Linked DNA regions of Mus musculus: regions 2 and 3 are each linked to region 1. Evidence: chromatin loops called from intact Hi-C (ENCODE). Cell type or tissue: left cerebral cortex. All regions are shown on one strand. Links, peaks and the distances in the headings refer to the core of each region. The heading gives the core; the rest is flanking DNA. Region 1 holds the start of 0610040J01Rik (RIKEN cDNA 0610040J01 gene). Region 2 has its middle 7.5 kb from the start of Pgm2. Region 3 overlaps Tbc1d1 (TBC1 domain family, member 1).

Region 1 (10,366 bases), core at 3,280-5,779:
TCACATATCAAATATCCTGCATATCAGATATTTACCTTATGATTCTTTTTTTAACCTTAGATTCTTAACAATAGCAAAATTACAAATAGCTATTCTTAACAATAGCAAAATTATGAAGTATCAAAGAAATAATTTTATGGTTGGAGTCACTATAACACAAGGAACTATACTAAAGAGTCACAGCATTAGGAAGGTTGAGAACCACTGATTTGGCCAAATCTTTGCATTTACTGCACACAAATGGCCAATTTAGGTATTCAGTTATTAGATGGGATGTGGTTGGCATCGAGAACAATAAAACAAAAAGAAAGTGTGAAATTCTTTTCTCGAGCAATCTTCTCTGGGGCTAATGAACAGTGAATGAATTAAAAAACCCACGAAAGTGTACACCAATACACATTGCATGTAGCTTGGAGTCAACCATTAAGAGAGACCCTCCTCTCTAGCATGAAATGGTTTTCATAGACAATAATATTCCTCCAGACACCATCTGTCCTCTTTGTGACACACAGCAGGTCATGCTCAGCCCAGCTTGGGGAGTCAGGAGATTTCTATTCCAACAGGAATTTAAGGTACGCCAGAGAGTGTACAGATGAGGCCATAGTTTTTCTTCGATTTTGCCTTAACACTTCAAAGTCTACATAAAAAAGCAATAAGTTGTTAAAAAGTGATGGAAACAAGCTGTGTGTGTGTGTGTGTGTGTGTGTATGTGTGTGTGTGTGTGTGTGTGTGTCTGTGTGTCTGTGTGTGTGTGTGTGTATGTGTGTGTGTGTGTGTGTGTATGTGTGTGTGTGTGTCTGTGTGTGTGTGTGTGTGTCTGTGTGTGTGTGTGTGTGTGTGTGTGTGTGGTGCAACTGTACAGAAGCATAGCTTATGTTTACCAACATGAAAGAAAAAAAAACCTAATTTGGTAAACTAATATCAAGGACCAGAGTCACTAAAACTTTTATGTATGTATGTATGTATGTATGTATGTATGTATGTATGTATGTATGTTTTTGAGACAGGGTTTCTCTGTATAGCCCTGGCTGTCCTGGAACTCCTTCCGTAGACCAGGCTGGCCTCAAACTCAGAAATCTGCCTGCCTCTGCCTCTGCCTCTGCCTCCCAAGTGCTGGGATTAAAGACGTGCACCACACCCGGCTCACTAAAACTTTCTTACCGTTCAGACTGTAAGTGCCACTGCTTCCCTAAGCACCCTTTGAACGGATTCACTTCTCTGTCTCTTCTGCGAAGTGGGTAGCAGTTGCCTTCAGCTGTGTCTGTAGATTCTCCCTTTCTACCTCTCTCACCGCAGCTAGAGGGAGCTTTCAAGAACAGATATGTGCCTTGCTTCAAACCCTTCAAAGCTTTCTCCCAAGACTAGATTCTTGAGGCTGAGCTGTCTGTGTCCCTAGCACCCAGCCAACGGCTTAGAGTTGATAGGTTCACACACACGTGGTCTCGAAGGCCAGGTCAGAGTTCATTTGATTTTTCGAGAGCCGTTTGTGCTGAATGAATAGAGCTCCCTGCTCATGGTTAAGATTTCAGACACCATATTTCTCCGATCTTAGCCGACCTTCACTGTAGCTCAGTAATGTGTAGGGTTTCTGACCACAGTGAACCATAGGTTAGGCTATTTAATTACCTGCTTCAGAAGCATAGTCACTGTTTAGTACTTCAGATACATTTTTAAGACAGAGTAATTTTGATGTTCTACCATTTTTCTGAAGATCTCCATCTCTATGGAACCATGGTGTTCACAGGGGTAAAACGTGAGAAGACAAATGATTGGGATTTCAGTTTGTTCCCTCAGTATTCAGGAAATAAACAGAGTAAGAGATTTCAGCTCCAGGCCTGTGTAGCTCTGGGGGTTAAGATCAGACACTAAAAAGACCGTGACTGGTCTCCCCATCTGACCTGCAGACCATGAATTCTCCACGCCTGTCCTTCCTTCCCTATGATGGTCCAGTTAGATCTTGACAGCGTTCTTTTCTGAATTATCAAGGGGGTTTATCTGCAACCAAACAATCACTCTAATGATCAAATTTAGAAATGAGACAGGTTCTTTAAGCAAGAACCCAAACGAGCCCAATCAGGGTCCCTGGGAAATTGTAGAAGTGGGTCCATGTAAGACACTGTCTAGGGAGGGAAAACTAGCTCTAAGGAGGCTAGTACTCAGTCACGCAAAAAGCCGGAGTCCTTTCTAAGAAACATGGGCAGTGGGCTACTGGGCACCTCCACCAGTGACAGGAAGAGGTCAGGGCTTGCTTTGCCCTTGGGCTGAGACTGGCTCCTGGTCCCAGCATTGAGAACACAGGTTTCAGGTTCTGAGAAGTGCTGGGTCAGAAGTTAGGGAATCTTTCCATTTTTAGGAAAGAGAATGTGCTGAGACAGTAAGCAAGGGTTTTGTTTTGTTTTGTTTTGTTGTTTGTTCGTTTGTTTCATCTTAAATTCCAGGTCTGCAAAATTTCTTTGGAATATAGTGAACATGAACCACATTTATCTTTAGAAATTACTAGGTATCAAAACCTTCCTGGGTAATGAGTCCCCAGGGGGCATGAAATAAACATTGATTGTAGAAGAAGTGAAGGAGCAGGATCAAAAGATGGGCAAGAGTTGGTGAGCAGGAGAAATGAACCACACATCACCTTCCTGTGTCTGCCTGTCACCTCTGAATCTCCCACTGAGCCTTGGAGCTGGCTGTTTACTGATTCTTCATACTTCCCAGAAACACTAACAACCCAGAACTCTCCTAAAGGACCGAGGCTCCATATTGTTGTTGTGGAGACCTGTCCTAGGACAAGGATTTTTACCAAAGAGGCTAGCAAGGTGTTTCAGAGGCACTGGTGCTTAGATGAGGAGAGCTACCATCTCCTCTTTACAGTAGTAACTGGAAACATATATGGGAGATACTATTATTTCTTCCTAAAAATAGTATCAACTAGACAAGTATAAGGGAAATACTATTGTATCCTCCTTAAGATAGTATTAACTGGAAAATTATGTGGGAGGAAACAACTTCAACAAATACAGAACCAACTGCCTTTAAAAAATAACCACTACTCCCACTTCTTTTCCATTCACGGTTCCAAGACTTTCTTTTCTCCAGCGATATTCTTCACCATAGCTGAGTTACAGCCACCCAAGGCAATCAGCCACAGGCCACAACCAACAAACACTCTCGCAGAAACCAGCACAGAAGTGACTCCTGGAACACCCACTTCCTCTACATTCATCGCGCAAATGTCTATACCAGGATGGAAAAGTAGACATTCAGAGTCGATGGAGATGGAATTATTTTGTTTTGCATTTAAGGTTAATTATGGTTCTGGGAGTGGGTAAAAGTCCCCCTGATATCTGCCTGGTATTACTGGAAAATTCTGCATTGGTGATATATATATATATATATAATCTCACCTCATCAGGGCTGTCCAGGCTACAAAGACCCAGGCGATTGACCTGGTAGATATTTGTCTATTAAATATTTACAGCCTGCGACCATTTAGCTCTCTCTCTTTGGCGCCCACTTTCCTAGTCCCAGGCTCTTGCGGAACACCACAGCGTCGTTGTCCCTTCATGCACCCTCACCATCGCCATAGACCCAACCCCAGAACCCAAGGACATTTCAAAGAAGGGCGGGGGCGATCAAATTCCTTTCCCGTTTTAATCAATAAAACCCCCCTAGAAGCGTAAATATGGTGACCCCGGGACACAGGGAGATGGGAAGATCTCTTACAATTTGTCCAGGTTTAAGTTCCCAGGAACAGCAGAGAGCTCAGGAATTGGGAGTTTAAAAATAAACCATTTTACCCAACCAGCACCAGCGCCTTTAGTTTGGAAACCTGTTTCTTGTCGCCACTCTTAGCATGCCTAGGTTGAATTCCGTGACTTCTCCTGAAGTCATCAAATCATCCATTGCCTTGCCTCATAGTTCCTCCTCGCGTCCCCTTGAGAGAAGGGGAGCCCAGAAGCAAAGTCGGGACTCCCGCCCAGGACCAGCCCTCTTCCCGGAGGAGCCCGGCGCAGTCCCGGACCGTACTTACCTGCGGCGGGGCGGCGGCTCCAGAGTCGCGGCGCCCATGGCTTCGTGGGCCTCGGGCGTCCGCGCTGGGACACGCGAGTGGGTCAGCGACGCCCGGAGCCTGTCGCGCTGCAGCCTCAGCCCGGGCTGCGGTCATTGGGCCGCCGCGTCACGTGGACGGGGAGCGGGCGAGCCTCCCAGGCAAGGGTAACCCTTTACCTGCGCCTTGGCCCGCGTGCGCAGGCGACAGGGACAAGGGGACGTCCGGTGATCTATGTTTGAGTGAGTGGTCAGCGAGCCAGCCCGCATTAGTTGCTAGATCGAGCGCACATTGCTTGTCGCCCGCCCGATGGCTAGACAATCTGCTCAGACGCTGCAGTGACGGTCGTTCCTAGGGGCTACAAACTTGCCTGTGCCCCAAAGGCTATTAGTGGGACACGTGAAAGAACCCCGGTTTCAGACCCCTTCCCTTGGAGTGTCAGGATATGGGACACTTCACCCAACACACTTTACCTACGAAGGGTAGAGAACCGGTGCTTTAATCTTGAAATTCGGTTTAAGATTTCGGTCTTCGGTCCACCTGGCCCAGAAGCTGTGGAGAGCTGGCATTTCCAGAAGCCAGGAAAATGTGTTGAGCAATTGCGCCATCTAGCTTCCTCTCTTTCCTCTCCATGCTCAAGGCTCGCAGTGAGAGGATTAAAAGGCAATGCGGGGAGAAGCAACTGAGAGAACTTCCCAAAGACCTAATTTTCTCCAGCGAGTTTTGAGTTGGACATCCCCGCTGTCTTCACAGGCATTTGCCACGCTCTATGGGAGAACACTCAGTGGTTTTTTTGTCCTTTTTAGTGCTAAAATACCTTTGTGCTTTCAAATGTCGATTTACGAGGGAAATCATACGTTGTTGAATGTCATTTATTGATTTGAAGAAAAAAATTTCTTGTTAGAATAAATGATGCTCAGGTTCAATTTCCAGCCTTGTCAGAAATTCCATGGGATACTGGTCCATTTATATATGAATTAGGTTTTTCGGATCAAAAAGAGACTTTGGAATTTGTTTTGGGTTTTTAGAGTCAGTGGGGAGAAACTTTGAGGTTCAACTCAGTAGTAGTAAAGAGAGGAAGGTAAGAAACTTGATAATGCCTTTAGTTTTCTTTTAACTCTTGGGTATTTAAAGTTCTTTTAAAGTAATTGTTTTGTTGAGAACTACATACACAATTGCATCTGATTGTTGTTTACAATATCACCAAAGCTTTCCAATGCTGCCTGCCATGTTTAAAGATATTTTGGGGTGGGGGGAGGTATATATGGGAATTCTCAGATCAACGGTGTGTGTGTGTGTGTGTGTGTGTGTGTGTGTGTGTGTGTGTGTGTGTATGTGTGTGTGTGAAGGTATCTGGAGAGGTTCTCCAAGGTCGTGTTCACTCACCTGGGAATTCCCGAGCGGCACTAGTCCTTGGCTATTTCCTGCTCCAGCCACAAGGGTACCCCTTGCACGGGTACACAGGGAACTTATTTTCTCCCTATTTTGCTGCTGAGTCTGGAATTCTAGAATGCAAGAGCTATTTCATTTACTTCCGTGTTCTTGGTGGAATGTGTGACTGGGTAAATGCTTGCTGACTGAATTCATCAGCTACTTCTGTATATTTGGAGAGAAACAAACAAACAAACAAACAAACAAACACAAACTTGGGCATACTAGTAACATCCAGTGATCTTTAGTAAACTAGCTGAATTTCTCACCTGCAAACTAGTAAAGATGTTAGAAGTTACTGTCACCAAGTGACTACTGGGCACTGAGTTCTTTATTTTCATGTACTTTGAGAAAGCTAACCAAGATGCTAGTGATGTACTGGAATTAGGTCCATGGTCCTTTCTTTTCACCTATAAATGTGGAATAATAATAGTGCCAAACTTTTGAGACTATTGTGTAGACGCCATGGCTTTGTGTCTGGAGCTCCTGGAATATTCTAGGGCCCCTTCGGCACCTGGTCAATTTGAATAATTACCGGTAAGTGAGGTCTTCCACATCTGGCCAACCTCAGTGGTGAAAAAAAAATCAGTAGCACTCAAGTTTTTAGTAGCTCATCTTTTATTCATACAAACGATACATACACAAGACTGTATATTGTTTGAACACTGAAATAACTTTCTAGTGTAACAACTCTGTAACAAAATTTTAACTAAATGTAACATTTATGAAAATATAAATCTCTGATTGGGTAATTCATCCCAACAATACAAAGTTTACATAAAAACATTCAACATGAGCTATCAGTTGCAAACATGTTAGGAAAAAAAATCATTCAAGTCACTTGTTACACTCTAGAGGTTTTTTTTTTTTTCTTTTTTCTTTTTTTTCACAGAACACTCACACACTACATGTAACCCACCTAGGCATTTAGTTCTTAGAAATGTATGGCATGGACGTTCAACTGATAAGAACAGGAATAAGAATGTGTTGGCTGAAGAGCTGAAAGTATGGACTCCAGATCACGTGTATATAGATCTTAGCCCTTCAAGGGCTTCCACTTACTGGTTGGTAGCTAAACTAGGAGGAATACATTGAACAAAGGTGTTTCACCATGGAGAAGGGTGTTGCTATCTGAACAACACCTTCAAATGCTTACGTGTTAAATCCTTCCACCAGTGGAATACAACTGGATTCTCTAGGGGTTTAGATAATTTTCCCTTTTCCTACCGTGTCAGCAATCAAGATGGCACTGTGTAATGTTTTTCTCATATCACTCCCTGGCATCCCCACCAGGTTAACAGGCTACAGCAGAAACTATCCCCGTCTTCATTTTGCAGTCCACAAAAGCAATAAACTCGGTGAGGCTAGAGGTCAAACTACAGGTACATGCTGAGTCACAAGCAGAGCCAGGATGAAAATAAGCTGGTTCTTTGTTCAATGTTCTGATTTAAGTAAGTTCCACTTTGAGAGAAAATCAAACCAATTACTATCAGTGACCCCCTTGAGAGGTCTTCCAGGACATGCCACGTGGAGGACTTGGAAGGAAGAAAACCACCTTCACCTTCTGAGATATATTTGCCATCAAATTGATGAAGTCTTTTTTTTTTTTTTTTAATGCCATTTCATAGTTTCAGCCTTGAAACAGTAAGACTGGGAAAGTCCTCAATCTGGAAGTGGAACAGAGAGAGAAGTGTACATACGGTGTGTGGAAGTAAGAAAGTGATTACAAACAGGGAATGATAGGAACCTTTGGATGCCCTTAAGATCTATGGGATATTTTAGCACAGAGACAGGCATATTCAGTTTGTCCCAGAGTTTTTGGTCGTTTATCTGCATTTTACACAGGAGAGAGGCGGAATGAGAGTAAGGCAGTGCCACCAGCGTTTCAGAGATGGTGTGTTTCAAAAGCTTGCTTTTCTATTAAGATACTGCAGGGGTCTGGGAAACATTAGGCTCCCCCACAACTGACTGGAGAGTGCGGACTCTGGTAAAGTACAACAAATAAACGGACAGATGCTTTGATCAAACTCATAATGCCCTTCCCATACCTCTTTACACTCAGCACGAATATGCATCGCAAGAAAAGGCGTGAGCGGACTGTGGCTTCTCATTAAGTGGGATTCTTTTGCAATCCACGAGAGAAACAGTTTAAAAATTACACATCGCATTGCACAGAAACCCTTGCATGCAGTCGTTGTGTTTTGATGAAGACTGACTCTCCATGTTCAGTAGCCCTATGATAATGGTAGTTAGTTCTTGTCCTGGTCCGTTCACCATCTCACATGCTTTGTGTGCTGTCCTGGAAAACCGAAACACATCTGGACACCTTTCTTACACAATTTTGCACCATTAGACCTCTTGCGTTTACACAGTTGTCAGGATCGAGAAACGTAAAGAGATATTAAGGCTGCGTTTGGCTGTCACATCCCCCCCACTCAGAGTCAAACGGTCCTCTGCAATCACGATTTCAACTGGCTTCTGTAGAGCTAATTCTAGTCCAACTGGTCTACCTATAACTACCTCTAGCTTCTCTCATCTGAATCCATGTAGTGAATTGTGCTGATTCTTATTACACAGCAAATTTAAAAGATTGTATTTGCTCTCTTCTGGGGGAGATGGCCATTTTACCGTCTCTTCTGGACATTCTCTATTTTCTCGAATACATTTGGACAAAAAGATGGCACCCAAGTCTCATAGTTTTGTTCCTTTCGTGAGAATATTAGTAAACTGAGAATTCCAGAAATTAGCAGCTCATCATTTGTGTCCAGAAGATGCACTTTGCTTTTTTTTTTCTTCTGTCATACATGGATTATGTATTTCGGTTGAGTAGGATAAACATCGTGTCAGTTATCTGGAGTGTAGCTGTGGCTCCTGGATTCTAGGGCAGCACACACTCGGTCATAACAAGAATTGTGTTTCTTGGAGGGTGTTGCCTCGTTGGACTCAGAAGAGTCACTCACGGTGATGGGGCTGTCTCTTGCAAAGACCTCAGTGGACTCTCGCCATAAGCAATCCACAGACACTTTAAAGGAGTAGCTGTTTGACTTTGGCCTGGATGTCTGCGTTGCATTGTTGAAAATCTGTCTGCTATTCGATGTGGCAATTTTGATCTTCAACGCAGCATCTACACGATCCACAACTGTGTATATCCCTATACTCCCATCATCAAAGCCGACGATGATGTTCAGGTGTCTCTGAGAAAGTGCAAGGAAAGTTGGTGTTTTGTATAGGGAGCAAGCACCGATGTTTTTGCCGTCAGCCAGTCTCATCACTATTAAACTAGAAATAGCATCGTTTTCCTCCTCCTCCTCCCCATTCCGGAAACAAATATACACCAGGTAGCGACCATCTCGAGAGAGCCTCTGCCTCCAGATGACTCCAGAGGCGTGAACCACCCGTAGCTTTCCACTGTGTAAATCCAGCACATTGATATTTTCATCTCCACGGGATATAATGCCGAGCTTCCCATTGGGAGAAATTTCAAAATCCTCCAGGTTTTTCAAGAAGTTGCTTGGAAGCTGCACACGCCGACAAATCACTTCATCAGTCAGGCTCCAGAGGTTCACGGTCTCGGCTGACGTGATAAACACGATGACGTCAGGACAGTCGGGGATCAACTTGAAATTCACAATGGTGATCCCATCCTCACAGCAGAATTTCTTGGTGATACTTCCGGTCCAGAGACTGACTGCCAGCACTTTGCTTTTCGTCATTCCCACCACGAAGGTGTTTGCAGAGGTAATGAAGGCATTTTGCAAAGTGGTCAAGATGTTGCAGACTCTGTGGCCTGTGGCCAGCCTCCAAACCCTGGAGGCGTTCTCCTCACAGAGAGAGACCACAAACTGGTCGTTGTGGGTGATCAGCAGCTGAGAGATCCTCTGCCCGTTAATTCGGAAGAGGTTTTCCCCACTGCTGGTATGCCAGACGTACTGGCTGCTTTTGTCATCTGACGTCACCATTAGGTCCCCAGTGGACGTTAACACACAGTGTTCGACTATCCCTTCATGCTTAAATACTGCTTCAATGAACCCACTGCTGAAGTTCCATTTATGTACACAATCGGAGCCATCGAGAGAGTAGATGATCTCCCCCCTGGCCGGCAACACCAGACTCTGAATGGGTTTTCCAGTTTTATCGATATTGGACATAGCTGTGATTATGTCTATATCCCAAATGGAAAGAACGCCACTGGTTGACAAAGACAGTAGCATATTGTGGTGACTGGATTTTACCAACTTAACGATGGTACCCGAGCTTTCCTGCAAGCTCGCCAGGCACTGTCCTGTGTCCCGCCTCCAGAAGAATACCGCTGGGGTATTCTCCATGGTTGCGATGATACAGTCCCCGTTTTTGGATAGCACGGCAGATACAAAGCGTTCGTTGTGCCTGGCTCGGAATTTTTCAGCTACCTTCCACATGCCGGTGTCTAAGAGCTCAATGCTGAGAGCTTTACAGATCAGAATCGCACTTTGGTCTTCCGAAAGCTCAATGCTCACCACTTCGCTGTCTTCCTTCCGACAGTCAAAGTCTTCAGTCAGCTGGGGGTTGGATATGTCCTCGGTGTTCCAAACCGAGAGACTTCCCTCACTGTCTACCATGACCATCTCTTGAGCTGTGTCCAAGATGAGAAGAAACTTCACAAAGCCACCTGAAAATTCTGACGTCACGGTACATATTTTTTCTCCACTCCCTAAGTGGAAAATGGTGGTGTTATTGAGGTATTGGCCACAGAAAGCATATACCCCATCCAGGGAGCACTGGACACATGTCACCTCATACCAGCAGTGGAACTGGTAAAGGGGCCATCCATAGAGCAGGTCAATGACAGTGACATCTTTGCTGGCCTCTAGCCACGCAAGGGCATGATTGACCGAGAGTGTAAATCCATTGATG
Region 2 (10,366 bases), core at 4,499-6,998, 270 kb before region 1:
GAGTTCAGACAGAGTGAGGAGGAGAGATCTTATTCAGCAGCAAGTCTCAGAGGCTGAAAACATTCTAGGCCTAGATAAGACTGTACAGAGGCTAGAAGCTTCCAGAACTGGGCCTAGGTTAGCAGACAGACAGGAGGCAGTAAGTCTCAGAGATGACAATTACACCAGGCAAATAAAAGATACTTTTACAGCCGTTACTTGCCAAGCCATCTCACTGGTTCATATTTCAATTTAAAAAATTGTTAACATACAAACTACAGGAGAGTTAATCTATGGACATTAGGGGACTGGTTATATTTGGGAAGGAGGAGTTTTGTGTCTGTTCTGCCCTTCTTCCCCACCACAGGAATCAATCAGGGCCTTGCTTGTGCTAGCCAAGCACTGAGCCACATCCTCAGTTCCAGGCCCTCTCTCTCCACCTTTTATTGGTTTTCTTTGAGACTGGGTTGCCAAAGCTTGTCTAAATTGGTCTTAAATTGCCTATAGTTGTAACTAAGGCTGGCTTGAAATTTATGATCCTCCTGCCTCAGCCTCCTAGAGTAGCTGAGACTATTGATATGTGCCATCGTCCCTTGCTTGGACCAGCTACTTCATGAGCTGGATGGAGATAATACACACACACACACACACACACACACACACACACACACACACACACGTTACTTGATAGTGCTATAGTCTTTTTGTTGGTTGCTTGGTTTGGTTTTGGGTCTCCTGTAGCCCATAGTCAACTCAATATGTAGCCAAGCACAGCCTTAAACACCTGATACTCCTGTCTCTAACTCCTAACTGCTGGGATTATAGGCATACACCAGCATACAAAGCTACAGTCTTAAGAGTTGTAGGTTTTCTTTGTGGGTTTTTTTTTTATTTTGGTTTTCTTTTTAGGTATGTATGTATGTATGTATGTATGTATGTATTTATTTATTTAATGTATGTGAGTACACTGTAGCTGTCTTCAGACACACCAGAAGAGGGCAACAGACCCCATTACAGATGGTCGTGAGCCACCATGTGGTTGCTGGGAATTGAACTCTGGAAGAGCACTCAGTCACTTAACCATTTGCTGAGCCATCTCTCCAGCCCTTCTTTGTGTTCTATTGCAGTATTAGATAAAAGCACACATATTAGGGTATACGGTATGTGTACAAAGGAACTAACACATAGTTACTAAGTTACAGCAAAGCTGGCAGGGAAGTGAGGGAAGTCTGGAGGGTGAGGATTATCCAGGCCTCTGGGGTCAGGAGGCTTCCTTGAGTACTCACAGTTTATGGAGAGACAAGAAAGGGGAGGTGGCTGACCTTGGGCATGGCAGTCTGGCAAATGCATTTTAAACAGAATGCGATCCTGTCTGTGAACCAAAAGGCTGAGGGGTGGAAGCAGAGGAGAAGAAGGATGCTGTCTTAGGTTTCTGTGGCTATAGTTGAATATATACTGGAGATATATACATATATATATATGCTGGATATCTATAAATAAAGGGTTTCTTTCACTAGTGGATCTGGAAACCAGGAAGACCATTATCTTACGAGCTTTTGGGAAATATGTAGAAATCATAGCAAGAAGTCAGCTTTGCTTTCCCTGCTGTCATTTCTAGTATCTCCTTCTCCCTGCGACATCCACGCTATGACAGAGGTTGTAAGGGGCAGAGTCAGACCTAGTTGGTCTCACTCACTTTTGTTTGTCTTTCCAATGCCACAGCACAGTTCACGCCCTGTCTGTGTACTTTGCTGCCTTCTGCCACGATGTCGGTGAGGTGTTTCCCAATAATGAAAGCCCAGTGCATCAGAGATCGTATTGGCCAGTCTGTGATGGGCAACATGCTGGCTAATTGGATGTTTACTTGACACAGGTTAGAATCATCTGGAAGGTGGGAACTCCAACTGAGGAACTGCCTCTGTCGGATCCGCTCTATGGGCAAATCTGTAGAGCATTTTCTTAGTTAGCGATTGATGGGTGAGGGCTCAGCTCATTATGGATAGGATCACTCCTGCTCTGACAGTCCTGGATTCTGTAGGAAAGCAGGCTGAGCAAGCCATGAGAAGCAAGCCAGAAAGCAGAACTCCTCCATAACCTGTGCATCAGGTCCTGCCTCCAGGTTCTTGCCCTGTTTGAGATCCTGTCCTGACTTCCTTCAGTGATGGACTCGAGGTGGAGGTGGAAGCCAAATAAACCCCTTCCTCCACAGCTTGCTTTGGTCATGGTCTGTCGATTACAGCAATAGAAACACTAACAAAGACACCCGGGGTTACTGCAGCTAAATCCCTGCTGGGTCAAAAAAACAAAAAAAGGAGGGGGGGGGTGTTGGCATCGTACAGAGAGTGGTAGCAAAATGGGTGTTTCCATACCTTTTATTGTATCAGGAATTATGGACCCCTGGTGACAGCCAATAAGAACTATTTTTAACTTCATCAGCCACACCAAGAATCTCAATATTTCTCCATAGAACCAAGAAAAGAAAGCACATAATGTGTTCACGCGGAGAGGAACTTTGAACAAGGGCATCACCAAATCATAGCAATTCTTCTCCCTCGTTGGGAAGAGTGCCAAGTTCTTAAGAGCTGCGCTGAAAAATCAACGCGCAATAACAGAATCCACCATTCCCACCCACTTCCTGTGTAAAGTGGAAAATAGTCTCTTGGACTATGTTGGGGGTGGGGGTCTCTCCAAGTAGAAACCCTCTTGGGGTGTCTTTAAGAAACATACTGACACGGGAGGTCTTTACGTCCGGCCAGTGATACCACAGTGACCTAACGTGGTTGATTTCTCACAGGTATCTTGTGGGTCCCCCACCCCCATGGGTGGTTGTTCACCAGTCAGTCTTGGATGTGTCAGAGCTGGGCAGCAGCATCTCCAGAGGCAGTGAGTCGTGCGTGTATAAGCATCCTGGGAGACTGTGTTAGAGGACACTTGTCTAATGAAATAGATGGGCTAGATTATACAGCTTGAGTCAGGTAGGAAGGAAAGGAAAAGGACAAGGGAGGAAATGTTGCGGTGGGGACAGGGACCTTCCAAGCATATCAGCTAGATTAGCTGACTGCCTGTTACATGGTTTCCGAGAAACCAATTCTTTGTCAGGGAAAAGTTTAACTGCCTTTATCATGTTGCCGTCTTTGACTCTATGGAGTTAAGTAGGCCCAAGCCTGATTTGGTTAGGGGGGCAGCCTGACTCCTGCTATCTTCTCTGAGAAACTTCTGGGCTATGGGCAGCCCTCTTCTGCCTCTCATCTGGCACAGTACCCAGCAATGATCATGTGACACCCAGGGAGAATCCTGTTGAACAGTTTATCGGACCAGAAACAGCACCATGGCGGTTTGAATGAGAATGACCCTCATAGGCTCAGACACATAATTCTTGGTTCCCAGTTCATGGCATTGTTTGGGTAGGTTTTGGTGTGGCCTTGCCGGAGGAGGTATGTTACTGGGGTGGGATTTGAGGTTTAAAAAGCCGGAGATATTCTCACAGTTCTCTTTCTGCTTCATGGTTCTGGGGATGTGAGCTCTCAGATTGGGACTCTAGCCACTGTGCCTGCTTCCAGCATAGACTCTAACTCTCTGGAAAAGAAAGCCTACATGAGCTCTTCTGTAAATTGTTTTGGTCATGGTGTTTTTCTCAAAACAACAGAAAAGTGAATAATTTAGGTACCTAGGGAAGATCTCTCATCTCAAGCATTTTAGATAAGGAAATGAAAAGGAGAAAAAATTTGAGTCTGTCTTTAATACTCACAGAACCCATATTCCCACACCGATTCCCCCAATTTTCTAAACAGTTATCTAACACAACCATAAAAACCTTGACCCAAGACCCTGACCACCTTCCCAGGGGCATAGATGTAACAATATTTCTCTGATCTTATGTTATAAGATAAAGGAATAGGAAAGAAAATAAGAACATCTGCATAGTGTATATGTGCATGAACAGTTTTAACAAAACAAAAAGAAACATCACGACAGTCATAACCTCTGATTCTGTAACTGGCCACATGGCCGTGACTGGCATTTATAACTAACTTTTTACACTGGCCACTCTGGGTCCTCCTACCTTCCACAGCACCTTAGCTGGCCTTGGTGCTTTGCCTGGCTAGGTGATCTGCACCTTCATTCCTGTTAGCTCTGACCCATTTGTAATTTTGCCTGGATTGGGTTTGTGTAGTTTCTTATTGATGGCCATAATAGGATACAGAACAGAATACTTGATAGTGGCAATGTTACTGGTTTATCTATTTATTTTACTTTAATTTATGTCCTGGGATTCAAACCCAAGGTTTTATGAGTGCTAGAAAAGTGCTTCCAAGCTGTATCTCCATTGTTGCTGTACTTTTAAACATATATACCCCTGCTCTGGCTACTGGTACAAGACCATAGCCAACTACACAGTGACACTATTAGGAGGTATGGCCTTGTGGGAGTGGGTGTGGACTTGTTGGAGGAAGTGTATCACTGTGGGTATGGGCTTTAAGACCCTCATTCTAGCTGCCTGGAAGCCAGTCTTTTCCTAGTGGCCTTCAGATGAAGATGTAGAATTCTCAGCTCCTCCTGTGCTAGTCCTGCCTGGACACTGCCATACTCCTGCTTTGATGATACTGGACTGAAGCACTGGACCTGGAAGCCAACCCCAACTGAATGTTGTCTTTATAAGATTTGCTTTGGTCATAGTGTCCACAGCAGTAAAACCGTAACTAAGAAACAGCTCTTAACCGTTATTTTAGAATATACTTATTTTATTAAAAAAAAAAACCACAAGCAAACAAACAAATAATGTAGCTGGGCATGGTGGTGGGTGCCTTTAATATCGAGGGAGGTAAAGGCAGATCCATCTCTGAGTTTGAGATTCAAGGTCAGCCTGTTCTACAAGGTGAGTTCCAGGACAGCCATGATACACAGAGAAACCCTGTCTTGAGAAACAAAGACTACTGAGAAGCACGTCACGTGATCAGCAGCTGGTGACGTCACCAAGCTCAGGTTGACTGAGTCACTAGACTTTGTCTTTTCTCCCTACACATAATTCCATCTCACATGGTCTTACTCATCATGGACTGAGGGCAAAAGGCCTACGCGCTCACCTGCACGTTTGTGTATACTTATCCTTGAGAGACACACACGCGTGCACTCATACAGCTGAGGTGTATAGTAAACTGTTCTGTGTAGGTTGTGTAAGAAAAATGTTGGCTCAATGATGAAATTGCTTCAGAACACATTTTTCAGTACTCAGCCAGTCATTACGTGAGGCCTGGCTGTCTTTAGAGAGCAGAATGAATCACGGCACATGGTAGATTCTCAAGTGGTGTCTTGAATATTTCTTTATGTCTTAAATAGAATCCAGAACCCATCTACTTGTAGGTTAATATAATTTAACTTTTAAAAATGCTTTTAGTGTTTTGGGTTTTTTCTTTGTTATTTTTGTTGAGATAGAGTCTCATGTAGCCCAGGCTGGGTTTGAATTCATTTATAGGCTGAGGTTGACCTTAAATAGCTGATCCTCCTACCCGGCTTAGTAGGTTCTGAGATTCAAACACAGGCCTTCTTGTATGCTAGGCACGCACTTCTACCAACTGAGTTGCATCTGACAGTTGGTGTTTTGAAGATAGTATCTCACTGCATTACTCAGGATAGCCTTGACCTCACTGCAGTTATCCCATCTCTGTCTACTGAGTGCTGTGAGTCTTGGCATAGGCCACCAGTAATGAATGGCTTGCAGATATCCCCAAACCGAGTTAGTGCATGCTCAGGAAAAAGGAGGAGACGCCAGCAGCATAGCCCTGGCCCTCATGGGCGCTCTATCCAGAGGCCTTCATCAAGATTCTTTTCTATTTTTCTTTTCCTTCAAAGCAGTTATCATTGTTTGCCATGGTGTTAAAACTTCCATTACTAAAATTATATCTGTGGGGTTAGAACTATGACTCAGTGGCTAACAGCACTTGCTGTTCTCCCAGAGAACCCCGATTCTGTTTCCAGTATCCACCCTGGGGAGCCGATAACTACCTGTAACTCCATCGGAGAAGATCTTCTCATACCCTCTTTTGGCCTCTGTGGCACATGCTCTCATGTACACACAAACACAAACACACAGATACACACACACACAGACACACACACGGAAATATAAAAATTTAACAAATGTAATAAATATGATAAAAATATTACATATCATTCCTCTTTTTTTCTGTGTCTTGGGTATATAGAACATGCTGAGCTCATTATAGAGATTATTTATCAATTATTATAGATTATCAATTATTATTGATAGTTGATTAATGTTTCCTGAAGAACTAATCAAGGAACTTTTTAGAGTTTATGAAGAAGAAATCATAACACGGCAATGTACAGGTTTAAGTGTTACATGATTTTTCTACCTGAACTAATAGGCCAAACTCTCTGAATATAACAAAGGAACCCGAAGCTGTTAGCCATTGTGCTCTCATGACCTAATTCCAAGGCTGATGCGAGTAAACCCTACTCGGCAGTTAACACTGGCAAGATCCAAATGACAGCAACAGTACGAGCTGCAGCAGCCGACTCACACGCAGTGACCTTGCCTGGCAAAATTAAAACTATCAATTATTTATATCCTCTTTCATGACATCCTGCAGACTGACTGGTTTTCCCCTCATTGCTCATTTTCATAATGTCCTGCCTTCTAACTCCCTCTAGGCTGTTCTGTTATTAAAATGCAGCAACTTGAGGCCTGGGATGTAGCTGGGTGGTAGGGCCTGTCTAGTGTGCGCATACCCTGAGTTTGATCTCTAGACCTTAAAAGAAAGCGAAAAATGAACACACCTTGCCTGCTTTGTGTTTCTGCATAGGCATTTGTCTTTTCTTCTCTTTCCTCCTAAAGAACTCAGTTGACAGCTCTGCATTCCCAACCATACATAACAAGGCAGGAGCCTCTCCTCAGCCCAGGAGTAGTGCCGGGGTCAGCATCACTGGGTCGTTTTTTCTGAGGAACTCCGATATTTGACAAGCACTAAGGATCTATGAACTCTGGAAGGCACTTTTGCAAAACTGCTAAGGGGTCAGTGTCTGCTTGGAGTGCTAACCCAGCCCTGTGAGAACATGGGGAAAAGCAGGGGTGGACACCGAAAGGCTCCCCAAAACAGGAGTGTCTGACCTGCAGCCCACAGGTTGAATGTATACATTGACTACCGTCATATTGCAGTGTCGAAAGACTGGACACCCCTGCTCCAAAGTGTTTTTTTTTTTTTTAAAATTCACCCCTATGAATTGCTGAAGACTCTTAACAGATTAGTAGGCAGTACTGGTAAATATTATCACTCCCAAATGGAGCCGCCGGCTCAGTGTGACTTCCCTCCACATCACAATGACATTTTTTCTTCTCACTGCTACTTCTACTTCTATCTGTGTTCATAAAGAATGTAGTTTCTCCTTCATGAAACTAGTGAAACTAACAGTATTAAAGAGGAGATATGGCTAGACTACTGAAAGAAATTCTGGCCTCCAATAAAATTGTGTGCCAAGGTTGGAGAAATGGTTCACTGGGTGAGAACTTGCTATTCTTCCAGAGGACTCAAGTTTTGTTTTCTAGGATCCACCCAAGGCGGCTACCATCTACCTCTAACTCCAGCTCTGACGCCCTCAAACACATGTGACACGTGTCAGGTTGGTCTCAGATTTGCTAAACTTGCTTCGAAGCTAAGAGTGACCTTGAACTCCTGATCGTCCTTCCTCCACCTCCCAAATGTTAGGATTACAGGTAACTGGTATCCAGTTTTAGCCTTAAGGCTCTTTTAGGGAGTCATGGGGGGAAGGGGGTGAGACAGGAGTGTACTTTGTAGCCCTGGCTGTCCTCTGACTCACTAGGTAGACCAGGTTGGCCTTGAATTCATAAGATCTACCTGCTCTTTCCTTTGAAGTGCCTAGCAGCCTTTAAAATGCTATTGTGTTTGACTTAAGGAAGTGTAAATGCAAAACCCATAGCAGTCAGTTATCTTACAGGGACTAAGAGAGAGTTTACTCTAGAGCTACTTTGAGTCATCATGGTCCAGGAACACAGATTTAGGTGACCCCCAGGTTCCTTATTCCAACTCAGAAGCAGTCTCCTGAAGTTTTAGAGTTTTACAGACCAACAAAACAGATAAAAGCAAGCACTTCAGAGGTGGTACAGCAAGAAGGGGAAGCTTTCCCATCAGCCTGAGATGTTCCCTGTGGTAGTCTTAGCTTTCAGATTGGTGGAAGCCAGTGGTCTGGTAAGCTGATAGACTCCAAAAAGGTTTTTATATATTAGGCGTAAGACTGATAGACAGAGGTAGGCAAGGAACAGCTGCTCATGAGGGCTAGGATTAACCTAAGATAAAGTAGTTAGCGAAGGGATTCCTGGCTGGCTTGTGGAGTGTGCCTTGTATGGCTTAGTCAGGCCTTGCCCTTCTCCATCATTTCCTCTGCCTAGCTGAAACCAGTTAGATCACATTCTGAAAGCAAGCACCCAAGATTTATCCCTCTATTTGGCCAATCCCTCCTAAGGCTGACTACCAAGGTCCAGCTATCAAAGTCCAACAAAAAAATAACCCCCCTTTGGCTCACCTAATTAACATTTCCAATTAAAATTAAACGCTTCATCCTAACATGGGGTTTTCCGTTTTACCTTTATAAACCACCATTGGCTATGGGTCCTGTCTGTTTCCTTTCTATGCACAAGCAGTCCTTTGTCATCTGGAACAAACACCCCTCCCCCTCTCCCTTGGCCCCTTTCTCTTCTGTCTTTTATTCCCTCTCCCTTCTCCCTCTTCCTTTATCTCCCTCACCGTCACTTATTCCTGCCCTCTGAGAACTTGGTCTTGGGGTGTGGAGCCAACTTCTGCTCTATACTCTGGACCTGCGACATTCCAGTCTCTCCACAGTACTGAGATTCTACTCAGTCAGGCATTCTCAGTAGCCACAGCTTCTTTCCTGCAGTTATAGTTCACTACAGACAAGTTTAAAAACCTGCTATCTTTTCCATTCTGATGGCAATTCAGTTTCCTTCTAATCCTGTCTTTCTCCAGTGGTTTAAGGTCTTAACCCCTCTGCCCTTGCCACCTGTAAGAGCCCCTTAGGAAACAGCAGCATCTCTTTCCTTAGAGATCTCTAGAGCCACATTTGGGCTTTCTTGTTAATCGTAAGAAGATTAAATTGTTCCTTCACACACCGTAAGTTGTTACCGGTAAAATGTTAATGAGTGGCATTGCAAAGTGTCTTTAGATGGAGAGAAAGACTTTTGCAAGAAGCACTCAGGGAAAATGTCTTTGGTTCTTGCCTCCTGGTAATTAATGAGTCTGGAAAATATGATATCGCAGTTTGACTTGATAGGATCTTATCAAAACATGATTTGATGAATATAACTTGTTTAACACAGACTCCTTTTCAAATTAAAGGCTTAAGTGATGTGATGGCTATTCCCTGTTGTCAACTTGACTGTCTGGAGTGAACTACAATCCCAAAATGCATGGCACATCTATGATCCAGATCTTGAGGCTGGAAGACACATACTATGATCTGGATCTTGTGGTAGAATGGCTGTGAAAACCTTAGACATAGGCAAGGTGGTACAAAACTTAATCCCAGGAGATAGAAGCAAGCAGATCTCTGAGTTCAAGACCAGCCTGGGATTGAGCAAGTACCAAGTAAAGAACATCTTAGGTCCAGGTGTGATACCATACACCTTTAATCTGGGCTATACCTTCTACTGGAGGCCTATATAAGGACAATGAAAGAAGGAAGGCTTCCTTCTTAGCCTGCTTATATAGAAGACCAGCTGAAACACTCAGCCTTTTGGGACTGAACAACTACTTGGACTTTTCATTCATAGTTACCAAGTGTCAGGTTAGTTGAACTACAGACTGTGAGTTATTCTAATAAATTCCTTTAATATATAAAGACATCCCATAAGTTCTGTGAGTCTAGAGAACCCTGACTAATACAGGTAATTTCATGGTTGAACACCCAAATAATTAAAGGTTTTCAGCAAGGTTAATAATTTCTGAATGACAGAGACACCATCTCATGGTTTTGACTCTTAATGTTTACTTATGTTTGGGTATAATGAGTATGCGCTTGAATCCAGTCAGATAACTCTAATGAAATACTGCAGAATGAGCAGTTTATAAACAACAGAGAAGGATTTCTCACAGTTCTAGAAGATTGGAAGTCCAAGGTCAAGGTGAAACTGACTTAGTGTCTGCCAGGGGTCCACTCTAACAGGTGGTACTTCCTTGCCATGCTCTCAATTAGAAGAAGGAGCTGGGCATTTCTTTGGGTTTTGCAGGTGGTGGTGGGGCGGGGGTGGGGGGTGGGGGTGGGTGGGTGGTGGTGGTGGTGGTGGTGGAAAGCTTGGGTCCCATCTGGGATACTCAGCATGCTCCAAGCCATAGTA
Region 3 (10,366 bases), core at 3,324-5,823, 460 kb before region 1:
CTGCTTATTCAAACAAAACAATCATGTTTTCTCACGGTCATGGGATCAGCTACAGGCCACAGTCTCAGGAATTTCTGCTGCACAATTCCCTGAATTCACAACCCCCTCCCCACCTTTGAAGCTGTCTCAATCTTTTATTATTACAAACTCTACTTTGGATAAGAAGCCCATGGTTGTTACAGATCAGGTCTCATCTGTCTAAAAATATGATCTTGATTCTCTGTTTATAGCAATAGTTATTGGCCTTTTTATTTAAAACTTTTCACACAGCTTGCCCTCTACTTGTAGAGAAGTCTGGAAGCACTAAGTGTTTTATGACTAGAGGGGCATGGGCTTTTTTGTCCTGATAGCTGTGTAGAGTCAAGATGGGCAGGCCTGTTGGCTGCATCTTCAGGGGACCACTGAAAGAAACATGCTTACTTTGCTGGTGTTACTTAGAGTACTAGAAGTGGAGCTGTCCAGATCCACACTGGCGGAATGGTCCTGCAGGCCTCTGGCTTTATTACCCTACGAAGAGAAAAGGCAGTTGAGCCACAGCCCCAAAGTCATCAGCATCTGGAAGCAGCCTGGCCTTGTTAAATAAGCCCGGAAAATAAACTCACTGACAAGCACAGCTCAGCACAACCCTGCACTAACCATCACATTTCTGTCATCATTTTAAGAATCATACCAACCTAGATGATCCACAGAGCCCCATGGATCAGTCATTTGCTGGGGACAACAGACAGCAAGGTGGCCTAATACATCTATCATGATCCCCAAAGCACACTCAATAGCTCCTTCCTGAGTCATGGGCGATCATAACTGGCCACCTGGATGTCACTCAATCAACCTGCATCCCTCTGGGAACTCTCAAAGGCAAGCCCTTTCAGTCTTGGTTTATAATTGGATTGCTTTGAATTATCTCAAAGGATTTAGAAAAAAATCTCAGCAATAGCATTTCATGAAGTCATCTTTAACTGACTAAAGTTTATGTTTCAGAGGGAACATGCTCTAACATCTGGAAGAGCTATGACAAAATAGGGTAAGCTCCAGAGATGTGATTCCTTAACATAAAATCAAGTTTTGATTTGTTAGAAGCAACATAAGGCTGTTCACACTCATAGGGTAGGAGGAAGCTTTCCTAAGGAACTCCAGGTGACACTCAGGGTACTTGGATCTTCTTAGAGAGCCCTACATTGGCACATTTTTTGGTCTTGAAAGCAAGTGTCTAATAAACATCTTACCATCTGTAAGTCATGTGGCCTCTGTGACAAGTATTCAATTTTGTACAAACGTAGCCTTAGATAACAGGTAACTGAATGAATGACACTGTGTAAATTAATTAATTTACGAAAACAAAGAGGTTCATAGGATTTGGCCCATGGGTCAAATATTTCATGAATCTGCTTCCAGGGAGTTCCAAATACCCAACGAAAGGAGCTGACAGGATAGTTTTTCAAGTTGTCCTTAGGGACACCAGGGAAATAGGACCTACATCTGGCATGCATAATCCATGTCCTTTATAGGAACTGTATAAATAATAACACTCTTGGGAGCAGGAAATCCCATGGGATAGACCAAAAAGAGGAGTGTAAGTTCCCAGCACTTGGGAGCCCTAGGCACTCAGATTGGGAGTGTGAAGTCAGGGTATGCTAAATAGCGTGACACTACTTCAATAAATAAATCCATCTAGATAATAAAAATAAATAACATCTAGATAATAATTGCTTTAAGTCTGATGAAACATAAAATATAGTTGACTCTGCTTTAGAAATGATTCAACCTCAGTGAGAAGAAAGGGTGCCACTTACCCGGGACAGAATGCTCTCTAGGGACTCTGTTAAGGACCTCTTTGCTCTGTTCTTCAGCGAATCTAACCTGAACCGGCTAGCACTGGGTGGCAGGTCACTCCCAATATTCTCTGCTGCCACCTGTAGTGTCTAGAAAAGAAAAACAAGGAAAAGTTAAGTCCATTAAAATTTCTACCCTTTGGTGCACAGGAGGGAATGGCCTGTGGGGCCCCATCCTCTTGAAAGCCTTGGGCCCCATGTGCTCCTTAGCAACACGCCTGCAAGTTTCGTGCACATTCTACTCCCCCAGATAAAATGAGAAAATGTGCTCAGACCTAATCAGCCAGCTCGCTCAGGCTACTGAATCAGAAACCTGCGATGTCCTAACTGTGGCCTTGTTTTCTAACTGAGCCTAGATTTCTTCCCTAGTAAACTGGGAGTACCATAGTCCAATCAGATCACTGTGCTACGAGACTACAACAGGTGGGGATATGGCAAGCACCGAACATAGGATCTGGGACAAAACCTACTTTGACAACCTTTTAAAATAAAGCAGTATCTTACCTAGGGGGGCATTTGAGAGACTAAGTTAAAAATTAAATTTATCAACTGAATCCATCCTTCCCATATCTTTTTATAATTCCTCTCCTTTATCCTCTCCCCCTTCCGGTCTTTCTCCTATGAAAGCAGTCTGCTTTTTCTCAGCTATGCTAACACTGAGCCAGAGCACAGTGGAACCCCACAGGCACTGAATACGTGATGCTCCTGTTAGCAAGGAAGTATGTTTCCAAGAAGTTACGCCCCAATCTGAGCACACCTGCTCACACGGACCTTCACTGACGGCTCTGTCTGCTAGAAAGGAAAGACAAGCAGATTCTCCATTGCTCTAAACACCAGCACACTCTCTGCAGTAGGCAAGCACACAGAACGTATAGAGACTAACACAAATACCTCTGCCATACTTAAGTCTGGCCAAGTTAGCACCCCCAGACACTGAGGGGTGAGAGGAGCAGGGTGCTCTGGAACTGTCAGGTCCTCAGCTGTGTGGCACAGCCAGTGCACTCCCTGATGCCCCTCGGTCCCCCACCTGTAGACGGAACTGTCTTCCCAGATATGCCATGACCTTTAAATGAATGAATAGTCATTCCAACACAGAACAGAGTGTCTACTCACGTCTGTCACTTATCATGGCTGCTACCTACGTTCTGGCTTCTGCCCCTAGGGGAAACTGTTACTCTTTACTGGAATCTCCCGACCACCAGTACCACCCACCATGGCAAGCACTCTCTTGAATTTGGTGCTTATATTAATTCATATTTTGTATTTTAATTTACATCTATTCATAAAACATATGCTGCCTCACATGTACATAACCACCTAAGGAATAGATGCCACTATTAGTGTGGCCACTATCAAAGTCAGCATGAAGATTCGTCAAAACTCTAGAAAGAGAACTACCACGTGACCCAGGCAGGCCACTCTTGGCTGTGTACTCACAGGATTCTAAGCCAGCATACACAGAGCCACCTTCACATCCATGTTTACTGCAGTGCTAGTCAAATTAGCAAGGAACAGAATCAGCTTAGATGCCCATCAATAAATGAATGAATAAAGCAAATGTGGTGCAGGCATACAACAGAGTTTCATTCGGCCACATAAACGAACAAAATTATGCCATCTGAAGGAAATGGATGGAACTAGAGATAAACATGGTAACTGAAATAAGCCAGACTTAGAAGAACAAATGTCACTTTTTCTCTCATATGTGAAATCTCGATTTAAATAACACACACACACACACACACACACACACTGTCATACCACACCACACAAGTCTTTCTGCAATTATCTTTCTTCTCCCAATATTGTTTTAAATATTTATTCATGCTCAAAAATGCTTCTGGCTGACTCCCTTCAGCCAGAGTACAGTCTAAGTGCATTGTATAACAAACCTATTCCTGGCCCTGCTACTAAGTATTATTTACTCCATTTTCCGACTTTTAGGATGGAGGCTGCAGTGAACTCTCTTGTACATAGCTCCTGAAGCACTCACATAAAAGGTTTTGCAAGGGAAATAATGGGGACAACACTGCTGGGTCACAGGGTCTAAGCACCACAGCGACAGCAGGCATCCTCAAGTTTCTCTCCTGAGATGCTTCCAGGTCATAGCCATGGCACTGGGGCACAAGAGAATGCCTTTTCAGGACACCTGCAGCGTTCTTACACTTCTGCCAAATGATGGATACAGACCGCTCTCTGACTGTGGCCTAATTCCTACTGCTAGGACACATTTAAAACATGTCTTAACTACTCCAAGACTCTATGTCTTCTGTGAGATAATGTAATCTCAATTCAAAGGGCAAAAGCAACAAAGACCAGCTTCTCCCACGTGCTGTGGCTCCGAAATGTCTCTCGCCATCTTTAAACACAACCAACCGTCCCTCATTTTCTCCAGCTGTGCAACAATGAAAAGGAAGCCTATGGGGAGGAGGAGGCTCTCTAGCTTCTGTGTCTAAGTAAGCAGCCCCATAAGGGGCCCCCCGGGTCAGAGGGCGCTCACCTGCTTTGGCTCCCCAGTGTGGCTGTGCTCTTTTTGCTTCTCTTCATATAAGCACCTCAGAAAAGAAATAATTAATTCATTCTCTCGCTGCTCGTTTCTTGGTCTCAATTTCTTTTGGGGGGAAAAAGATCAGAAACATAAACATTACATTTCTTTTCTTATTGTCGACAAAACTGCAGTGTGCTAACAACCTCCACCCAGGAACGAGTGCTTTTCTTCCATGACCTCACTAGGGGGCACCAGTCACCCTAAGAGTGCAGGCAACTGTTTAACCGAACGGAGGGCAGAGCTAACTGGGCCGTATTTAGGAGTCATCTTCGATGTCCTTTTACCCAAGATAAAAATTTTAACGTCAAATAGTGGGGGTCAAAATAGTTAATAAATAAACAGCTTTTAAAAAGAGATAAAACAAAATCTATGTAAACACCCAGAGTCAAGTCATAATGGTTACACATTTATAAGCTCTTAAGACTGGGGATCTAGAAAGGAACTCGTCAATTGGATCCAGGGTCAAGCTGTTACGGGGTGAGTGCTCCCGTCATGTGGCCCGTGTGTCCCTGTGAAGCAGACACTTTGATGAACACGTGTATGCCAAGTTCTCAGTCGTCCTCCCACGCCCTCCTCTCCCCTCCTCCTCTGTCTCTGTCCCTCCCTTTCTACCCTCTCTCTGGTCCTTTAGCTCTCCTTTTTTAAATTCACAAGGACGTTTAATTTGCCAGCAGTGGCAAGGCACACTGCTTAACAAATGAGAACATGCAGGTTTTAGTTACCACTCATCCCACCTAGCCATAGTGGTTCACAAAATACTGTGGGCTCTCCCCTCCACCTTCCAAATCTTTGCATTTGAATTATCAGCCACAGGGTATTTTCAGAAGTCATCTAATTCAACACATTCCTTTCTGTGAATGAAAATAAAACCAATTGCCCAAATCACCCCAGAGAGACACAGAGTTCCTGGCCATCCGCCTTGTTCTTCTCTAACTCCAGACTGTGGCCTGCCCTTGAACAGGTCAGGAATGACGAGCGGACGGATCAGCTACACACGCAGCAGAGTCTGTGTCAGTGCCACCACTGGCTAATTTCTTCCCAGCTAACGAAGGGACATTGGCGTTATCCTTAGAGTCACAAGCATTAACGATAAGGAAAGCTTAATCCAGAATTCTGATAATCCAGCCTTCCGGAAAAGGTCATTTGGAATTGCAAGTTTTAAAGGTTGATAAGATGCCTCAGCGGATAAAGGCACTCACTGCCAACCATCTGACCTCAGTCTGATCACGGGAACTATGCAGTGCAACTCTGAGTGCTCGTGCACACACATACCAACAACAGAGATCCAGAGAGAGGGGGTCAAAACTTCAAACTGACAGAAAAATGAAGTAACAAGCAGGCATGGGGAAGTACTGCAGGAGCCAGGAGACCCCCAACGAACTCATTAACCACCCCAGGCAATGGCTGCAGCGCAGCAGAAATGCATTATCTGTGGTGTCACAGAGTCAAGAAATAAATACTTCCTCAGAATCTTTTTGAAGTATGGCGACGCTACCCTCCCACTGCATTCAAGAAGATCAGGGATGTGTCGCCACCCTAAAATCTCTCCTGTGGTTCACCATTCTCTACAGTGGCTAAACCACTACTTCTTTCAGTTTTTATTCACATCCATTAATCAGAGTGACAATCACAAAAATGATTATGAATCAAGTTGAGTAGCATCACTTTGTGGTCAATAATTTGTTCACAGTCAGAGGTGCCAGAAGCTGGTATGGCAGTTACCAGGGGCAGTGATATCTAGGACAGTGACAGGTGCATTCAGCAGCAGAGAAAAGGCTCCATGCTCACCCTCAGTGCTGACCGAAATGGTGCATACAGCATCCACTTGTGTGCTTTTCTATAAATGTGTTATATGTCCATTTAAACAATCAAAACAGCCAAGCTGCTTGGGAAAAGTACTGAAAGTTAGTTTCTCAACCTTGTTTCCCCAAGGGTCCTCTAGAGTACCATAAAAGCAACAGAGAAACCTCTGACACTGATAGTGAGGATGCAAACACTGAGAAAGCTTAAGAAGGGATAAGACGCTGCAAGGACACCAGGTAGGCCTTGCTTTGCTGTGAGAATGCCAGGTAAGCTGCGCTTTGCTTGAATACCACGCTAAGGATTTAACTAAAGACTTGGAGCCATTGTTTTTACTATCACTGTTGCAATGTCAGCTTGAAGGCAGATATTTCTGCTGAAGATGGCTAGTACAATCTGGGGCACTTAAAAAGATTAGGACAAGCCGGGCGTTGGTGGCGCACGCCTTTAAACCCAGCACTCAGGAGGCAGAGGCAGGCGGATTTCTGAGTTTGAGGCCAGCCTGATCTACAGAGTGAGTTCCAGGACAGCCAGGGCTACACAGAGAAACCCTGCCTCAAAAAAAAAAAAACAAAACAAAACAAAAAAACAAACAAACAAACAAAACAAAGACGATTAGGACAGCAGGAGAAGAGAGCAGGACCCTGGATGTCCCTGCCACAGGTGACCCCTGCTCATGTTTGAAATATTCTGTCAAGCACCTTGTAAATAAAATGGTAGTTGTGTGGTGTCCTGAGGTCTTTCAGGTGAGGACAGGCTAACACCCCAGAGCCCGTCCGCTATTGAGTACTCTGAGGGTTCAAGGTCAGCCACCATCATCTCCAGCACATTTGCCTAGTTATTAAAGCTTTCTCCTAAAAAAACACTTAGTATGATACGCATCATTACTAACGACACAGTATGCATCATTGTTAATGGTAATTACATTGGCTTTATAATAATTGACCTTTGGGAGAGCTTTTCAGAAATAAATTGCCCTCCAGGAAAGATTACATCACATTTTTATATGACCTTTTTGACCTATGTGAATTTTCAAATACGTTAGTAGGGACAGTCACTGATAAGTGACCAAGACTAGAAAAACCATGAAAGCCATTCAGGAAGACCATCAACATGCCATCATGGAAGATCAAATATGTATCTCTCAAAAAAGCCTACGTCTGCATCGGTGGAAGGTAAAGGATGAGCTGGGTTTTCTCAGCCAGTGAACAACATGACTGCTTCTGCTCTTCAGAGCCATCAGAATCTAGAGCTGCGGAGAGCACTAACTTGCACTCTGCAATAGCATCACAATAGCTCTGCTTTTCAAGTACACTTTTATTATGTGCTGTTTTCCCATGTCTCTGCTCACAGACGAGAGGGGTCATGTCCATTAGACTCCTTGCTACTGCAGGAGGACATCAAACAGCCTGTTTGCAGTGCAGGAGGGTTTTGGGAACTGCCTTCCTAAGGCACCGCCCCTCTGCTCAGGGAAAGCTACGTGGTGCTGTCTACATCAAAGTGAAAACCATTAGGGAAGGGAGGTGCATCTTCCCTGCCTGCCTGCCTGCCTGCCAGGAAGATGCTCTCGAGTGACCTGGTAGCACCGTGGCCTAAGTGGGTTCACACTGATGGCCTTGGCTGCAGTTGCAATGCATTAAGAATAAGAAGCAAAGCACAGGCAAATAAAACAACCCTCAAGGCCATCTGCTAAATGAAAACAACCACCACAAAATCTTCCTATTCTTTCTACAAATGTATGCCAAGCCTACAGAACAAGGGAACTGAAGAACTTTAGTGAGAACAGAAAGAAAGCTGAGCCTTTTCATCCCCTCCCTCACAGGGATGAGAACAAAGGCATGGCTACCTGCTTGTCTGGTTTAGTTGGCCCCTAACTGTGGAACTTGACAAGGCACTAGTGGGCACACACAACACACACACATGCACACACGCAAAGACGTATTAATTCTTTGTCTTACTGCACTTGCCAAAACCCCACAAAAATGGCTCCAGGTTCTGGCAGACATGAAATCCGTGTTGAGCTCCCTCCTGACAAGCAGGCCTTAGGCAGGCCTGACACTGTGGCCTGGTTTCCCCAGATGCAGCAGCTTCAAGCATGGTAAAAGCAGACTTCCAGGTCTAACGCATGCAGCTCATGTGTGTGCTTCTGTGTTTGCTGGTTTCAGTCTGTTTTGATTTTTGCGTTTCAGTTTAAGGCTCTAACATATGACACATACATTTTCAAAACAGACAACAAAAAATACAGAAGGGCCAGTTGTGCTCAAACCCATGTACAAATGCCTTGTGACTTCATGGGAAGAGACTGACGGAGGCTCCCAGGAGCAAAGGAGAGCATGTGGCCTCCTGCCTCCTGGTCTACCCAGGTTTTAACAGGACACTGGCTCATGCCCCTGGGAAGTGGTGGCACCGCTGACTCCTCACCACCCACAGGACACTCCACAAGCACGCTCCCTGCTGTGCTTCCCGGCTACTGTACCTGAACCTCCTCGAATATGGTGGCCTGCTCCTGATTGGTCAGTGTGGTCAAGTGCTTCTGGAGTTCTAATTTGGTTTTAGATGAATTCATTCCTGTCGAGAAGAGAGAAAAAGACAAGGGGTCTGTGGGGGGAGTCCTGAGTTGGATTTACCACCTCCCAAACTCATTTCCTTCACCTTCTCACCACCCACTTCAGGACACTAGATTTGACAATAGCATCACTGTGAACTCACTGAATGCTGCTGTGTGAGGAGCTGCACTCCGAGACCCAACTTGAATTTCACTGAATTCTCAAGACAACTCCACGAGTGTGATATTATCCAAATCTCATACGCAGGAAGACCAAGGACACAGAGTTTTATAAAGCCACTTCAAATGCGGCCCTTGTATACTCTGCCCGAGGTGCACACAGCTCCAAATTACTGTTTGGTGTTAAAATGCTGAAGGCAACCCAAACATTTCCTTCAACAATGACAAACTCTTCTAACTACAAGAGAACGTGAATCCACTCTTAATAACAAGCAGCTGGTGCTGATTTGAAACTGAATCCTACCTCTCCCTTGACTTCCACTTACATCCCAACAGACACACGCCCTTGTGTGGCTGACACTCATCGCGTGTTTAATTGTCTTAAGACCAGACCATTGCCATTACCGAGGATTCTGAGGAAACGCTATAAAAATGACCACATAAAAGCCCAGCACCGATTACAATCTCAAGACATTCCATCCCTGCATGAATACAGTACAGGGCTTAGTTTGTGGTTTTTTGATGTCAGGTATAGAGTCAGAGAACATGTGAAGTCTGAGAACTGGTTAGTCTGACCTCCACGGAATAAAGACCTATTGCTAGCTTCTGCTAGCCCAAGTCTCCCCATGCTGAGGAAGGAGCCCTGCTCAGGGGCTGGACAAAGCTTATAGTGAAATAATTTATGGCCACCAGAAATATAAGGCCAAACAAGAGTCCTTTATTCAAGATGGTGACAAAGAGCAAACTCCTGCCACCAAAAAAACCTCTTGGCCCTGAATTGAGTGAGGCAGGGTAGGTTTTATAAATAAAACCGACAATTACATCATACCAAAACCAGGTATGTAGAGCTGGAGTGGGGAGCAGGGAGACTCAAAGAATGGAATTCAATTGATTTAAACGGTTTGTTTCACTCTGTCAAACAATGAACCTCCTGAGCGGCAGCTAAGGCTGCATGGGAACTTCTGCACAGCAGGATGTGCTTACAGGGCCCTGGGGGGCAGCTAAGTAAAGACTGTGACTACTTAGTTAAGTAGCAGGGGCAGTGGTCAAAGCATCTCCACGGAGGAGGGCTGGAGAGAAAGGAGGCTGCCAGAGCACGGAGCCGGGTGACTCAGGAAACATACTTCCACTGCACAGCTGAGTGTGCGTGTCCACAGCTCATGACTTGGGAACTCACGAGAGGCCAGAAGTCTGTCAGTAGCTACTCTGTCCCAAAGCCAGTGTCCCTCTCTCTTCTTTCAGTTGGAGGTCAGCCCAGCCCTCCTTACTGGCTACACAGGCACAAGGTACTGACCCTATGCAAAGTCCAGCAGGCACTTCCGCTTCCAGAATGTTTTTTCCTTATTTTGTCTTAAACCAAGATGAACTCTACAAGGCCACCATAAAACTAATGCCATTTCATTCAGTACTTCCTATGTTGAGATCTCAAAGTAATCACAGATTATTTTTTTAGTAATCTTT

The links. Peaks named below come from ENCODE experiments on the same cell type or tissue, not always from the same donor. Only the 100,000 strongest peaks of a DNase experiment are listed, where the experiment ranks them.
Region 2: it touches region 1 in a loop (2.6-fold over the local background); 12 of 42 quality-filtered maps call a loop at or near these places.
Region 3: a loop joins it to region 1, with 2.6 times the contacts of the local background. A loop is called at or near these places in 4 of 42 quality-filtered maps.

Annotation. Positions count from the first base shown.
Region 1 is chr5:63,806,254-63,816,619 of GRCm38, reverse strand. 0610040J01Rik (RIKEN cDNA 0610040J01 gene) reads right to left here and starts at 4,125. Exons shown (of 4, transcript NM_029554.4): 1 at 4,025-4,125. Nwd2 (NACHT and WD repeat domain containing 2) reads right to left here. Exons shown (of 7, transcript NM_177006.3): 7 at 6,074-10,366. The coding sequence ends at 8,317. In left cerebral cortex, for the core only: CTCF peaks have their summits at 4,655 and 5,493; DNase peaks (open chromatin) are centred at 4,238 and 4,629; H3K4me3 peaks cover 1,250 bases; H3K27ac peaks cover 263 bases.
Region 2 is chr5:64,080,287-64,090,652 of GRCm38, reverse strand. No RefSeq gene overlaps it. Among named protein-coding and RNA genes, the nearest start is that of Pgm2, 7.5 kb to the left of the region's middle. In left cerebral cortex, for the core only: no CTCF peak of the experiment used is centred there; no DNase peak of the experiment used is centred there.
Region 3 is chr5:64,269,472-64,279,837 of GRCm38, reverse strand. It overlaps Tbc1d1 (TBC1 domain family, member 1), which reads right to left. Exons shown (of 22, transcript NM_001310611.1): 7 at 8,657-8,748; 8 at 4,333-4,443; 9 at 1,794-1,922; 10 at 421-507. Among named protein-coding and RNA genes, the nearest start is that of Gm38634, 17 kb to the right of the region's middle. In left cerebral cortex, for the core only: a CTCF peak has its summit at 4,559 (motif pointing right); DNase peaks (open chromatin) are centred at 4,568 and 4,905.